2 separate regions of the Homo sapiens genome follow, and region 2 is linked to region 1. A link is a contact called in ENCODE Hi-C or POLR2A ChIA-PET data. All regions are on one chromosome and are shown on one strand. Each heading gives the region's core, a stretch centred on a gene start or an enhancer-like site at or near the end of the contact. The rest is flanking DNA. Distances are from core to core; before and after follow the strand shown. Region 1 overlaps NAALADL2 (N-acetylated alpha-linked acidic dipeptidase like 2). Region 2 overlaps NAALADL2 (N-acetylated alpha-linked acidic dipeptidase like 2).

Region 1 (7,295 bases), core at 3,102-5,601:
CACTTTATATTCTTCTGGAGACCTCTGAAACTCTCATGGTAACTGCTGATACCCAGGCCCCACCGCCCCAGAGACCTGAGGTGGGACTCAGGCATCCTATGCTTTGTCATCTCTCCAGGGGTTTGTTACACACAGCTAGAGTGGAGGACCACTGACTGAGATGGGTTTTTAAAACCCTCAAGGTCATACGAATGTAGTCAATTTGTAATATCCCCATGAGAACAAAATCTGAGGGAATCCTTTTCACTTTTTCACACACCTTCAACTCTTCTTTCTGACATTTTCTCCCTTTGTATTTAACTAAAGCTTGCTCTTGTCCATTTTGAAATTCCTTTATTTTTTAAAATAACAGGGGTATGGAGTAAAGACATTACTGTGATTTGCTACAAATCCTTTCAAACAGTGGCTTTCATCAGAAGTAAATAGACATTTGAGATTTTGCTCCCTCTGCTATATTTTGTTTAATTTATCTATATTCTTAATTCTTCACAGTTTAAGTGCTAAAGACATCCATCATTAATTCCTCAGAAGTAAGAAAAATATAGCAAACACGATGACAAGTTGAAAAGCTTTTTTCCTATCTTCTCAACTATCCAGAAGTAAAATGGCTTTAAAAACCTGTGATATTATTAATAATGAAAACAAGCAAGTATACACACAGTGTTCTTACATAGCACTATGTACTAGGATGTCCTAAATGTTTTTCAGATAATAATTTATGTAATCCTAGTAACAACCCAATAAAAAAGGTAATATTTTACTTCTATTTTACAGATAAGGAAAGAGAGATTAAATAAATTTCTCAAGGTTACCTATCAAGTAGGTGACAGATAATCTGTTCTTTAAAATCTATGCTCTTAACTTAAACAGTGTGTTGTCTCTATAAGAATTAAGATTTACCTTTTTTGGGTAGACAGATAATTTTCCATATTATTATGCTTATAATTAATCGGCTCAATCTTCATAGTCCAGTAGGATAATGCAACAGAAATGATATATGGTTTTCATGGAATTTTTTTCTAGTGATAAAGGTACCAGAAAATCTCTTTGAAATCATTAAAGGCAGCCTCAGATATGAAAAATAGGTATATGCATGTTGAAATCACCTAGAAATTATCATTTAGAAAATTAAGTTACACTGGCCACCACTTCAAAGAAGGAGTCACTTTGAGTAAACTCTGGGTAAATCCCCTCAAAAGAGTTCCTATAAATCAAGTGAAAAGTTCCATTTTGGGGAAAAAGATGAGAATTTTTTAAATCCCCATATGTTTAGAAAAAGTCTAATTGCTTTACAGTTTCACAACTGGTTTTAAAATTTTAATCAGTTAATAAAAGCTCCCTTCAGTGAACGACCTCTGAAAGCCAACCAATCAATGACAGTCTCACTCTTTGAAAGACAGGCAATCAGCAGTATACTCACTCTAGTGAAAAAGCTTCCAAGGCCTAAGTCAACCCACCCCTATTTCAGTAATCTACATGCCAATAAACTAAATGACACCAGGAGTTTGCCTTGCTCAGTCAGACTGGGCCAGACTAACATAGCTCTTCCTTACTTTACTTTTTCGATATCACATAATGAGTGGTGATCTCTTCTATCAATATAGCATAAAATTCTGTTTAAACTGTTTAAAACTTAAATTTACTTGAACCCTAAAATGTATTCATAATAGTAATTTGGGGTTTATAATGTGGGAAAAGTTAGATCAGTGCTGGCCCAGTGTCCCTACAGCAGAAAGGGACCCATGGACAAGGTTTCATATGTGAACTAAAAAACTGTATATGAAGAGCTGCATCCTTTAAGACCATGCACAGGGCAACCTCCAACTGAGACAGTGCAGTGTCCTTTCATGGAATCAAGCTGACCTTAACTGCTTGTGGGTAAGGTAGGCCTCACTGCATCACAGAACATCATTTGTTAGATGGGCAGTCCCATCTTCAACACTGACATGACATAGTACAGAAAAGCAACAGCAGCTGGAGACTGGGAGGAGCAGGCTTTTATCTCTCCCTCCATTTGGCTGGAAAGGCTAGACACCATTTGAAACATGTAAACCTTTAAGGTTTTGAGCAATTCAGCAAGAAAAATGTCAGAGGTAGATCTTTAAGAGGTAAGTTGTATACTTCCTGTTACTAAGACATACAGGTTCTCAAAGAATAAAAATATAAGAGAAAATAAGAAATATGAAAATATAAGAGATAGGTATGCATATCAATGTTAGAAGTTATTTACTACTTATGAATGTGTAATTTTTCTATTTTATAATAAAGTTTCATGGCTTCTCTGGGTACCTTCTATTGGGAACATATTTAGATACATTAGAATTTTTTTTTCTTTTTTTTGAGACAGAGTCTCACTCTGTCGCCCAGACTGGAGTGCAGTGGCATGATCTCAGCTCACTGCATCCTCTGCCTCCTGGGTTCAAGCAATTCTCCTGCCTCAGCCTCCTGAGTAGCCGGGATTACAGGTGCCTGCCACCAAGCCCAGCTAATTTTTTGTATTTTTAATAGAGACAGGGTTTCACCATGTTGGCCAGGCTGGTCTCGAACTCCTGACCTCAGGTGACTCACCTGCCTCGACATCCCAAAGTGCTGGGATTACTGGCATGAGCCACTGCTCCTAGACAATACATTAGAATTCTACATAATGTAGCAATTGTTAAATATCCATATTATATTTCCCCACCACTACCAGATCCTTGTTTCACTTCTGTATAATATTTTTGGTGTGCCAGTTCTCTTTAATCTTCCCTAGGAATTATGTACCCACATACATAAAAAAGTATAAATAATAGTATAAGCACCATTAGTATAAGTATCATAGTCCTAATTTTTCATGGACCATAGCAGAAGGAAACAATCAAAAGTTGTCTAACTTTTTATTCACAATATTTTGATGTTCATACTATAAAACAAGTTTGTATTAGGTTGATTTACCATGGGATGGCCTATTAGGGACAAGGGCAAATAACTAGATCTATGATCTCAGAAACACAACGGAATGTTGCTATTTTTCTTACAGAAAACTAGATCTCTTTATTATATTATGATCTCTTTATTACATTATTGTGCCAAATTTTCTTCTCAAAGTTTTGGTATTACTGTCGATAACATCCTACAATATAACCCTACTTATAAACCATTAATCAATGACGATCCAACTTATACAAGAAGACTACTTAGGCATTACCCAGTTGATAACAGCTATTAAAAATAAACACAAACTACAAAGAAGACATTACTTTTAATCTGTTAAATAGCAAAAAAGAATGGCATTACTATAGTAGACATTAACAGTTTTATTTTATGATAGAATAAGTTATAAAATACATTTGGTAATTACTATGTTCCCTTCACTGATGATGTATCTAGAAGGTAATAGGCACTCAAATAAATGTTAGCATTTACAATTTTTTGTTGTTGCTATGATTTATTCTTTTTATTGTTACTATTATTTAATCCATAGCCTTTGATGATATTTCATTCATTTAAAAAGTTCTATTTTTTACATAGGTTTTTAAATTTCCATAAAGTCGAGTAGTATGTATGCATGTGCGTGTATGTATGTATGATGGGTAGTCAAATCATTATTGGGTTTTTTGGTTGTTGTTGTTTGTTTGTTTGTTTCATTTTGCTATGATGCTCAGCTGAAGAGTTTGGAGACTCCTGGCCCACAGAGAGTCTGACCTACATTCACATTAAAGTAAGCTCATGACAGTTCACCCTTTAGAAAACAATTAAACTATTTGCTATGAATTAAAAGACAATTCCCAGTTTATACGATAATAAATCAGATGTTAATTGGATAAAAGTCACTACCAATAAAGCAAACCAGTATATCAGCCAGAACTGCTGAATGTAATCTGAGCAGACAGCAGTTCAGTGTAACCAACAGACCACGAGTGCCTAAGGTAGGCCGTCTATTCAGCCAGTTACATGTGGTTGCTCTGTGAATAAGAACTTGACAACTCATCCTGGCTTCCATAGCTGACTTCCCCAAGGTGCCTGCCTGCCCAGTTGTTGATCACATGATATGCGGTAAGTGAGAAAACAAGGTTGTAAATGCAGACACAGATCTCACAGTCTCTGGGACATCTCTTCTCTGATTCAAGACCAGAAGCTCAGTCTCATGGGTGGAGTGCCAGCCAAATAAAGTGCTCAGACTACAGGTGTGTCTTTTTATTTTGGTAAGTATGATTCATTGTTTAAACAAATTTTGAATTTCAATTCCATCCAGTAGAACAATCACTCTCCTTCAGCTACAACCCCCAGCACTAATTATAGGCTTATATTCACAGCCTTACTCATCATCTTTACCTGCATGGCCCTGAAGGCATTTGAATTCATAAGTCCTATGACTAATCCATAAACTACAGGAGGGCAGGCATTATGCCTATTTCATTCACTACTGCGTATTTGACACCTCCCAGAATACCTTTTATATTGTAGGCTATCATTAATGTTTGATGAAACAAAGAATGTATAAATCAATGAATGGTAGCTTTGTATTCAGAATTTCAGAGTGAGCAGCAGAAGGGAGGTAAAATTTGTACCTGAAAATGCCTACCCTGATAATCTTTATATCCCTTAAAAATGACCATTACTTGTTCCCATTAGTTATGACAAATGAATGCAAATTAAGGCAGGCTATTCGAACTGGCTATGCTACCAAGGTATAAATGTCAGTTTCTGGTTTCTGGAGGTAAACGTGATCAAACAACTATTTTTGTGGGTGCACTCACCATATAAGATATTGCTCCAAAAGACAAACAACATATAGATGCACTGGCACCTGTCATATCTTTTTTAATAATAATCTGTCTGAGACAGAAAAAAATGGAAAAGGGGAATTCTTAACAGCTGAGATAAACAAAGCTAAGAAAAAAAATTTAATGGTACAAAATCTGACAGTCTTATTTATGACTGGCTCCAGGATAGAGTGTGAAACCAAGAGAGGTACTGCTATCAAATTTTATTTGTAATAGGCTAGCCATGAATTTTTTGGCACCTACCTCAATGGCTTTTAAACAGAAAAACTGAGGCAACAAAACATTTGCATCTGATTCTTGATGCTCTTTTGAAACCTATTGTTATAAAACATAGAAAGATTCTTAATCTCACGATGTATATGATCTAGAAATTTCATCTGCAAAATTGAGAAAACATATGCTGCCAGGGAAGTATAAAATGATTGCCTCTTTCTAATACCTGAGGTAGTAGCATGATAATAACTGTGTAAGACAACTTCTCCTTCTCTCAAAATAATTATGGCTCTCTAGAATTCAGCACCTGTTGCTACCAGATGTTACTGTCAAACACGTAAGCAATGGGTTTGAGCATTGCACAAACCTGGCCCGCTTCCAAGAGTCTTTGTCTGAATACCTCAGCAGAAGCAGGTGGCTTTCTAGAGTCCAAGATTTTAAATACCATACCGCACTAATCCGGTTCTGTAAAGAGGAAATGGTTTTCTCTAATGATGAATTGAATCTGTTCAGGTTCAAGCCACCACTTTGGTGCTACTGATAGACATTTTTATAACTATGTTTTAAGTGGAAGGAACAAAAACTCTAAAATTTAATATCACTACTAAAAGTAGGAAAATAATTATAAACCAAAAGTGTGTCATGAATTATCCTCAAATATATGACATCCTGCTGTCATGGCAACTAACCAAAGGGTTTTGTATAAATAAGAAGAAAATATTATTTCTTAGAAAAAGACATAGCTAATGTTTTAGCTAGACTGTGGTAGGTTAGTTACACAATGTGGTATTTGATGTCTTCACATCAACATCTTGATTAGGAGATGTGAGTTTTAATAAACTGTTTAATACGATTAGGTGCAATTCCTAAAATTTGAGACTGTCTTTCCTTTTTGATGTTAAAATAGGCCTCAGTTTATGAAATAATGAATTGATCATAGTTTCATTTTTCTTATTTTAGTAAATTAAAAGTTGACAATCACAAACATATTTTGACAATTTAAATGTAAAATATCTATGCTTAACTGAACATTTTAAAACAGGTTTGTTTATCCAATTTATAATAGGCACAATGATAAAATAAAACTATCTAACCAAGGAGGTGAAATATGTCTGCAATGAGAACTACAAAACACTGCTGAAAGAAATCACAGATGACACACACAAAAAAGGAAAAACACTGTGGGCTCATGCATAGGAAAAATCAATATCATTAAAATGCTCATACTGCCCAAAGCAATCTATAGATTCAATGTTATTCCTATGAAACTAGAAATATTATTTTTCACAGAATTAGAAAAACATTTTCTAACATTCATATGGAACCAAAAAAGAGCCTGAATAGTCAAAGCAATCCTAAGTAAAAACAAACAAACTAAAAGCCAGATGTATCACGTTACCTGACTTCAAACTATTCTCTAAGGTTACAGCAAACAAAACAGAATGGTACTGGTACAAAAAGAGACACATAGACCAATGGAACCAAATACAGAACCCATAAATAAAACTGTACACTTATGGTCATCTGATCTTTGACAGAGTCAATAAAATAAGCAATGGGGAAAGGACTCCCGATTTAATAAATGGTGCTGAGATAGCTGTCTAGCCATATGCAGAAGAATGAAAGTGGACCCCTACCTTTCATCATAGCCAAAAACTAACTAACTAAGATGAATTAGAGATTAAATGTAAAACCCCAAACTATAAGAATCCTAGCAGAAAACCCAGGAAACACCACTGTGGACTTGGGCGTTGGGAAAAAATTTATGACCAAGTCCTCCAAAGTAACTGCATCAAAAACAAAAATTGAGAAAATTGACCTAATTAAACTAAAGAGCTTTTGCACAGCAAAAGAAACTATCAACAAAATCAACAGACAACCTACCTAATTGAAGAAAATAGTCACAAATTAAGTATCCCACAAAGATCTAATATCCAGAGTCTATAAAGAACTTTCAACAGCAAAAAACCAATAACCCCATTAAAAAGTAGGCAAAAAATGAGCAGACACTTCTCAAAATAAGACATACAAGCAGACAACAAAAATGTTTAAAAAGTCAAATTACTAATCACCAGAGAAACGCAAATCAAAACCACAATGAGATAGCATTTCATACCAGTCAGAATGGCTATTATTATTATTTTATTATTATTATTATTATTATTATTATTATTATCATTATCATTATTATTATTTTGAGACAGAGTTTTGCTCTTGTTGCCCAGGCTGGAGTGCAATGGCCCAGTCTCGGCTCACTGCAACTTCTGCCTCCTGGGTTCAAGCGATTCTATTGTCTCAGCCTCCCATATAGCTGGG
Region 2 (7,295 bases), core at 2,912-5,411, 43 kb before region 1:
TGTAACTAAGGTACCTAATTTTTAAGCTTCATTTGTAAATTTTGGGAACTAATGATTACACAAAATATTGTACATGTGTAGAATAGACATTCATCCAGGTAAAGGTTAGAGGTATGAAGTAATATACAGGAATAGAAAAAATGGACTTTTAAACATTAAAAATAATCTCCTTCACTTTTTCCATTAATGTAAAATTAAAATTCTATAACTAGAAAAGGTACTAGATTCTTCGAATTTAATATTCATCTTGAAGATAAGTTTTTACACTGTCCTTGCTAGGAGTGAGTACTGGGGAACAACTTCAAAGCATATTCAACACTTGTGTTATTCCAAATATGTTCTGAAAATGGTTTGTTATTGATCTATGATTAAATAAATTAGATATTAAAAGCCAGGGATTCAAAACTTTTAGAGTAATTTTACAGGATAACTTTGTTTATGTTAAATCTAATTGTTAAAGTATCAAAAATATCTTCTACAACAGATTAGATATTTATATTTTTAAAAAAGAAAGTACTGTACTTTCCCACAAACATCTAATGGAAAATTCAAGAAGTACTGTTCTGCACTGTGTTGCAGGGTTCACCAGCAAGACTGACCCTCAGCTGCCCTCAGTGGTAATTTTCTCAATATTTCATTCTTGTTGGCTTCCTGCCTTTACTCTCAATTCCATACTTCTCTATAAGAGCTTCCTGACACCTCCCATGTAAACTCCCTGAATTCATATTTTTGTCACACAGTCTGTTTCTGATGTCAGATAGTTTGGTCTGTATCTATGTTTCTGATGTTGATAAGAATGCCTGGTGTATAGAGTTGTTTGACAAATCTTAATTAATTAATTAACATTTATTACTAATTAAAGGTTGGACAACCTTACAAAAAATCAGTTCTCTTCCTTGTGCCTCGAAGTTCTCAACCATATACACAGTTGATCCCTGAACAACACAGATTTGAAATGGGTGTGTCCCCTCAAATACAGATTTTCTTTCAATAAATATATTGGAAAAATTTTTGGTGATTTGTGACAATCTGAAAAACTTCGCAGACTAATTGCATAGTCTAGAAATATAGAAAAAAAGCTGTGTCATGAATGCATAAAATATACGTAGATATAGTCTATTTTATCATTTACTACCATAAAACATACACAAAACTATTATAAAAAGTTTTAATTTATTAAAACATATGCACACAAAAGCTTACGGACTCTACGCGGGCTTATTCACAGTTAACAGAGATATAAACAAATACAGACATATGCAGACTTAAACCATAGCTGCAGAAAATTAATTGTAGTACATATTCTATGACTGTAATAATTTTGTAGCCACCTCCTGTTGCTATTGCAGAGGGCCTTAAGTGTTGCAAGCATCCATTTAAAATGTAATGTAATGCTACTCATCTCTGTGTGAGCACTTTCTCTCTCCAGCAAATTGCATATTGCAGTAAAAAAATGACCCCTTATGTTTCTCACCTATTTTTTTCTTATTTTTTAGTGCAATACCATAAACCTGGAATGATACCATGACCCATAAAAAGTGCAACTAGTGATGCCAAAATTGCTACCAAGAAGCAGGGAAAATACATGACATTACACACAAAAAAAGCTGAATTACTTGATATGTACCCTAGATCGAGGGCTGCAGCTGTGATTGCTTTCAATTTCAAGACAAATGAATCCAGTGTAAGGATCATTGTTAAAAAGGAAAAGGAAATTTGTGAGGCCATTACTGCAGCTATGCCAGCAGGTGCAAAAACCTCGTACTTTTTGTGAAATACGTTTTTACCTCATACTAAAAATGCAACTTTTACGTGGGTGCAAGATTACTGTAAGAAAGGCATATCTATAGAATAATACAATTTGAGAAAATGCGAAGTCAATGTATAAAACTTAAAGCAAAAGGAAGGTGGATAGTCTAAAGCTGAAGAATTTAATGCCAGCTAAGGATGGTTTAATAATTTTAGAAAGAGATTTGACTTAAAAAATACCAACACAACAGGAGAAGCATTTTCTGCTGACCAAGAGACAACGGAAGAGCTTCCAGACATCACTAGGAAGATGCCTGGAGAAAGGATATCTTCCTAAAGAGGTTTTTAATGTGGATGAAAGTGCCCCATATGGAAAACAATGCTTACAAAGGACATTTACTAGTAAGGAACAGAGGTATGCACCAGGATTTAAGGCAGCAAGAAATAAGCTAACTATATGGTTTTGTGGAAATACAATCAGGTTTATGATCAGGACTTCCCTTCTCTATAAAGTTTCTAACCCCCAAAGCTTGAAGGAAAAGATAAACACCAGCTTTTGATTATATAAAAAAGATGGCCTGGACAATGAGAACCCCTTTTTCTGAATTGTTTCCATCAACACGTTGACTGTGAAGTCAGGAAGTACCTTGCCAGTAAGGGACAATCTTTTAAAGTTTATTTAATATTGAACACCACCCTTGGCTACCCAAACCCCATGGGCTTAATATCAAAGGCATTAAAATAATCTACTTGCCCCCAAATATAAGCTCTTTATTCAGTCTCTAGATCAGTGGGTCATAAGCATCTTTAAAGCTCATTACACATGATACTTAGTGGAAAGAACTGTCAATGCTATAGAAGAGAACTCTGATAGAGACATCATGAATGTCTGGAAGGATTATACCATTGAAGCATTGAAGATACTGTCATTGTTATTTTGAAAATCCATGAAAGCCTTCAGGCCCATAACAATAAATTCAACATGGAACAATAATTTATGCCTGTACAGGCTGATATATAAATGTCCTTCTGATAGATGATCTTTGAGCACAGACCTATAGACCTAACTCAAAATGCATATACGATCTGCTTCTTTTTTACCTCTTTGCATTCATCATCTTCAGACCCTCTTGCTATTCTTTAACAAATCACATATGTTCCCATCTCAGGGTATTGCCTGAAACACTTTTCAAATAGTTATTCCCATGGCTCATGCCCTCCCTTCCATTTATTCCTTTGGGTCTATATATCTACCTTTACATATCATCCTATATAAACATTTATTCAGCACCCCCTCCTCACCACCTGATCCATCTCAGGATGGCTGTTTTTCCATAACTTATTTTTTCATAACGTTTCATCATCCAACATATGATATATTAACTCATTGATTTGCTTATTGTCTCCCTTCTTCCACTAGAGTGTAAGTGTTGTAAAATCAGGGGATTGTTCTATTCATTGTCTCTTCCCCTAGCACTCCGAGCAATACCTGGCACACAGTAGGTTCTCCAAAATATATTTAAATGAATTTAAAAAGTGATTGGAAAGTAGACATTATTAGAGTCTCTTGCACTTTCAATTATCATCCAAATAAACTATCATTACTGGCATAAATGATAGTTCCATGTGGAATTAACCTGGTCATATGCATATTCATAAGAATTATATAGTCTTAGAGGAGGGAGAGAGAGAGAGAGAGAGAATTAAAAATTAAGTTAAAGTTCCACTTAGCTCAATAATTAAGGGAATAATACTACATTGATTAAATGGTGACTCCAGCCAAATTTAACTCTTACAAAATGGCATGACTCTTGTATAATTTTAAACTTCCCAAGAAATTTAAAAGTTTTCTTGGGGAAAAACTTCATTATTAAATGATTTGATACTCTTAGTATTATAACTAATTCAGAATTACAAGGATGTGGTTCCTTAAATAGAAAAAAATCTTAATAACTTGAACAAAACAAGATTCTTAAATGTATATATTAATACAAGAATGATATTGTGAATACACACCAACTGAGCCATAATTATTAATGCCATTAATTTTAAAAATACCTCATCTAAGCTGCATAATAAACTCCTGATCATTGAGGACTCCTCCTCTATAAAAGTTGACCCAATAACAACTCAGTATTTATAGAGGCAAATATGTTTTCATATATTCAAAAAGAGATTTTCACTTGGGTTTTTCTTACTACATTATATCTATGTTTCCATATAGCCTACCTTTCATTAAAATTGATGTGACAGATTGCTGTAATTTTCACATTGCTAAATACTTCTGTCAAGCCCCTTAAGGGATTTTCAGAATTTAGTTCTTAGATTGGGATGATTTCAAGGCTCTCCTTTTTGGTAGGGATGAGGTGAGCAACAGCTTGAAACTATGATTCATCTCTGTTTTAGTTTCTGTCAAATACTTGCAGGAAAAAGAAAATGACTAATCACCTACTAAAAATGGCAACAGATGCCATAAGCAAAATTTCATTCAACCTGTTAACTTTGGTTCCAATGTAAAAAATCATTTAATTAAAAGTCTTAGTTTGAAAATGATAGCATTTAAAAATATATACATATATAATAACATCTGCTTCTATAACATGAGGTATTAAATTTTAAGCACAATATTTTAACAAAATTGTTTACAATGACATTCTGCACTTCAGTTTTCACAAACCAACACACGTACATATCGGATATATTTTTCAGTTACTTGAAGATATACATGTAATTTCTATGCTCCAAGAAAGGGCTGCTAGCACTTTGCACACAAATTATCTATTTTCGTCTGTTAAAAGTCCTAATGGTATTATGTTTAGTCACATTAAGTTTCATGAAATAGCAACTAATGTTTTCACATATTTTTTCTATCTTTTGTATTCTAAATAAACTTTTGCTTAACGTCCAGTGCTTTTCTATCTGCTAAAAACAGAGCCAAAAAAACACCTGTTCTAGTTTGAAATTCAAAGTAGCATATTAATAAAATAGCAAAAGAACCAAAACTCCTCTAAACAAAGCAGTGAATAGTGGAGGTTTTTTGTTTTGTTTTTGTTTTTTGTTTTTTAATTAAGTACTTTTGGAGACTTTGCCTCTAATATTTGAAACAGGTAGAGGGGTATGGAATGGGGTAAGGATAGGGAGGGCTATGTTGTGAAAGAGAAGAGAGAAAAAGGTGAAGTTATTTCTTATCTCACCTCTATTTCATAAAAAGGGGGCCGTAACAGTATGTAATGAGTAAATGTCTGTGTAGGATATTCACAGAGACCATTTTTTGGCCTGAAAGTAGGCTAATTTTGGAATGGCTGCTTTTTTCTTCTTCCTGACCATTACACATGCATAAGGGCCCGTGTAGAGGAATAGTTGTGTTCTCCTTGAGATAAACCCTCTAAAATTAATACTTTCATATCTATCATTATATCTTCTACCTAAAGTAGTTCTGTGAGCACATGGGTCCCCATTTTACAATAAGAAAACCAAGGCTCAGAGAGTGTAAATAATTTGAAAAAAAAACACACAACTAGTAAGTGGTAGATCTGGAATCTATGTAGGGCTTCTAACATTTGATTTTGTTGCTGTTCTACCACATTTGCTTAAATAAGTATCCCTGACATTTTGTAGATTAAAAATATAAAGATTACAAAAGTCAGGCGACTTTCAAAACATCAACAATCTGAGTAGTATTCTTTTATCATTTCAAATCCAGTGATAAGTGTGTGAATTTGAAAAAGTCTCTTGGTCTATTTTAGCCTCATTTTGTATCTGAAAAAAAAAAGCATAAATCAGTTAATCTCCAAGGTCTATTTCAACTCTAAAATGTGCAGGGTTTTTTTTATCATATTGTGGCTACACGTAAAATTTTAAACTGATCAAAATCATTAGAGTTCAAAATTGCCTTGGATAACATTAAAAATTATCAATACATTCATAAAAGCATTATTTCAATAAACAAAACAACTACTGATTTGATGAGTATACATTGGATAGGAGCCAACGGAAATGGTTTCTAGATATATTTGGCTAACATCGTTGTTAGTCATCATTCAGAAATAATTTGAAAGTAGTGACTGTTGTCATAATTAAAATCCATGCCATAGATTTTTCCCACTGAGAAAATTAATTAACAATTTTCTACCTTTGGTAGCCAATCCATTTGAAACTCAGGAGGCAAATTAATGAATGCTCTCTACATTGTGAACCAAATTTTAGCTGCTAATCTAGAAAATGACAACACAAATACATTAAACAGACTTGTAGTAATTTATTAGAATGTGAAAAGGTAAAAACTGACCTTCTATGAAACTAATACGACAAACGGATTTATGAGTGAAATGGTAGAGCATATACTATTCATAGCATAAGAATTTTATTTTAAAAATCACTGCACTGAATCTTATAAAAATCTAAGACAGCAAGTTTATTTTTCTGATGGTAAAGGTGGAGTTTTGTTCAATAGTAAAACACTGCTTTGAAAACTAGCTTTACTTTATTTATAAATAACTATATGTTAGTTCTGAGATTTTTCCTCTAAAATTTGTCTTGCCACAAGATGAAGTACATCTTGCAACAATTTCCAGGAACACTCCAGTAAAGCCCAAAGTGTTTGATATTTGTTTTACCTATTTTAGGAATAATAAAAGGGAAATTAAAACATGCACACCTCAAATAAGTTTTATTCCCAAATAAATTAATCAATTATATAGCTAACTGCCACTTTCAGGCTTTATTTTTAGAATGGACCTTAAAATTATTTCATTTTGGGGAGAACAAATGTGTTTATTTGGGAGATCACTGATTATACAATAATGTAAAGTAAATCACTGTTGGAGAAGCTTTCCATGGGGATACTCTTAAACCTATTATTTTCTTAGAAATAGATAAGAACTGTCTTACTTGAAGATTTTAAGTGTGATCTAATTAGTTTTGTGTTTTCCACAAACTTCTTAAAGAAATCAGTGAGAATATTTGTTACACAAAACGTTTAGCCTTACACATTATCTCCCCAAAACTATGCTTGCTATAAAATAAAACCAAAATGCGTACATTATATCTTTTGGGGATCAAATAAACTTTATCGCTCAGCAAAGCCTCTCCTAATATCCTTGACAGAGTTAAGCTTCTCTTCTCTCTGCTTCCATCAAATATTTCTCACAAATATATCATTCAGGGGGTGCTTTCTGGGGTTAGTATTGTGGATACCACATGGAGACAAATCCCTGACATCATTTTTGACAACTGTCCCTCTGTTCTCTCCAATCTCCTCCTTCCAAAATTAGAACATTTCCTTGACCAGTATATCCTATGTTACCCTTTATACAAATATTGATCCAACTCTGCTCTACAATGAATTTGTGATGCCTTCCATAAAGGCTCAACACTTCTACCAATTCCTGATTACTTGACTATATTCAGTTTTTATTGCCTCAACTATTTGAATGTGCCTGAATTGGCTATAATATTTGGGATTTTTTAAAAAAATAATTTACATAAAGTATGCAACATGATATTAGGGGACACATATAAAGAGTGAAACGGTTACTACAGTGAAA

The links. A loop is a pair of places that touch in the nucleus more often than their neighbours do. ChIA-PET counts read pairs that join two places held with the same protein, here RNA polymerase II (POLR2A). Pooled maps may share reads with other maps.
Region 2: a loop to region 1 is called in a map of PC-3, with 2.3 times the contacts of the local background. The contact joins two enhancer-like sites. A Hi-C loop is called at or near these places in 2 of 168 maps with a recorded cell type or tissue (PC-3 and mammary epithelial cell), 2 of 37 single-sample maps with no recorded cell type and 2 of 50 pooled maps. POLR2A ChIA-PET finds 5 or more read pairs at or near these places in 1 of 52 experiments (PC-9).

Annotation. Positions count from the first base shown.
Region 1 is chr3:175,147,952-175,155,246 of GRCh38, reverse strand. The region is part of intron 2 of NAALADL2 (N-acetylated alpha-linked acidic dipeptidase like 2); the gene reads right to left. Among named protein-coding and RNA genes, the nearest start is that of NAALADL2-AS3, 36 kb to the right of the region's middle. Within about 2 kb of position 4,351, at least 4 of the 41 ENCODE cell types and tissues checked have a DNase peak (open chromatin) inside an H3K27ac peak, as active enhancers do; they include PC-3 and PC-9, where a contact is called at or near this core.
Region 2 is chr3:175,191,182-175,198,476 of GRCh38, reverse strand. All of the region lies in intron 2 of NAALADL2 (N-acetylated alpha-linked acidic dipeptidase like 2), which reads right to left. Among named protein-coding and RNA genes, the nearest start is that of NAALADL2-AS2, 76 kb to the left of the region's middle. Within about 2 kb of position 4,161, at least 3 of the 41 ENCODE cell types and tissues checked have a DNase peak (open chromatin) inside an H3K27ac peak, as active enhancers do; they include PC-3 and PC-9, where a contact is called at or near this core.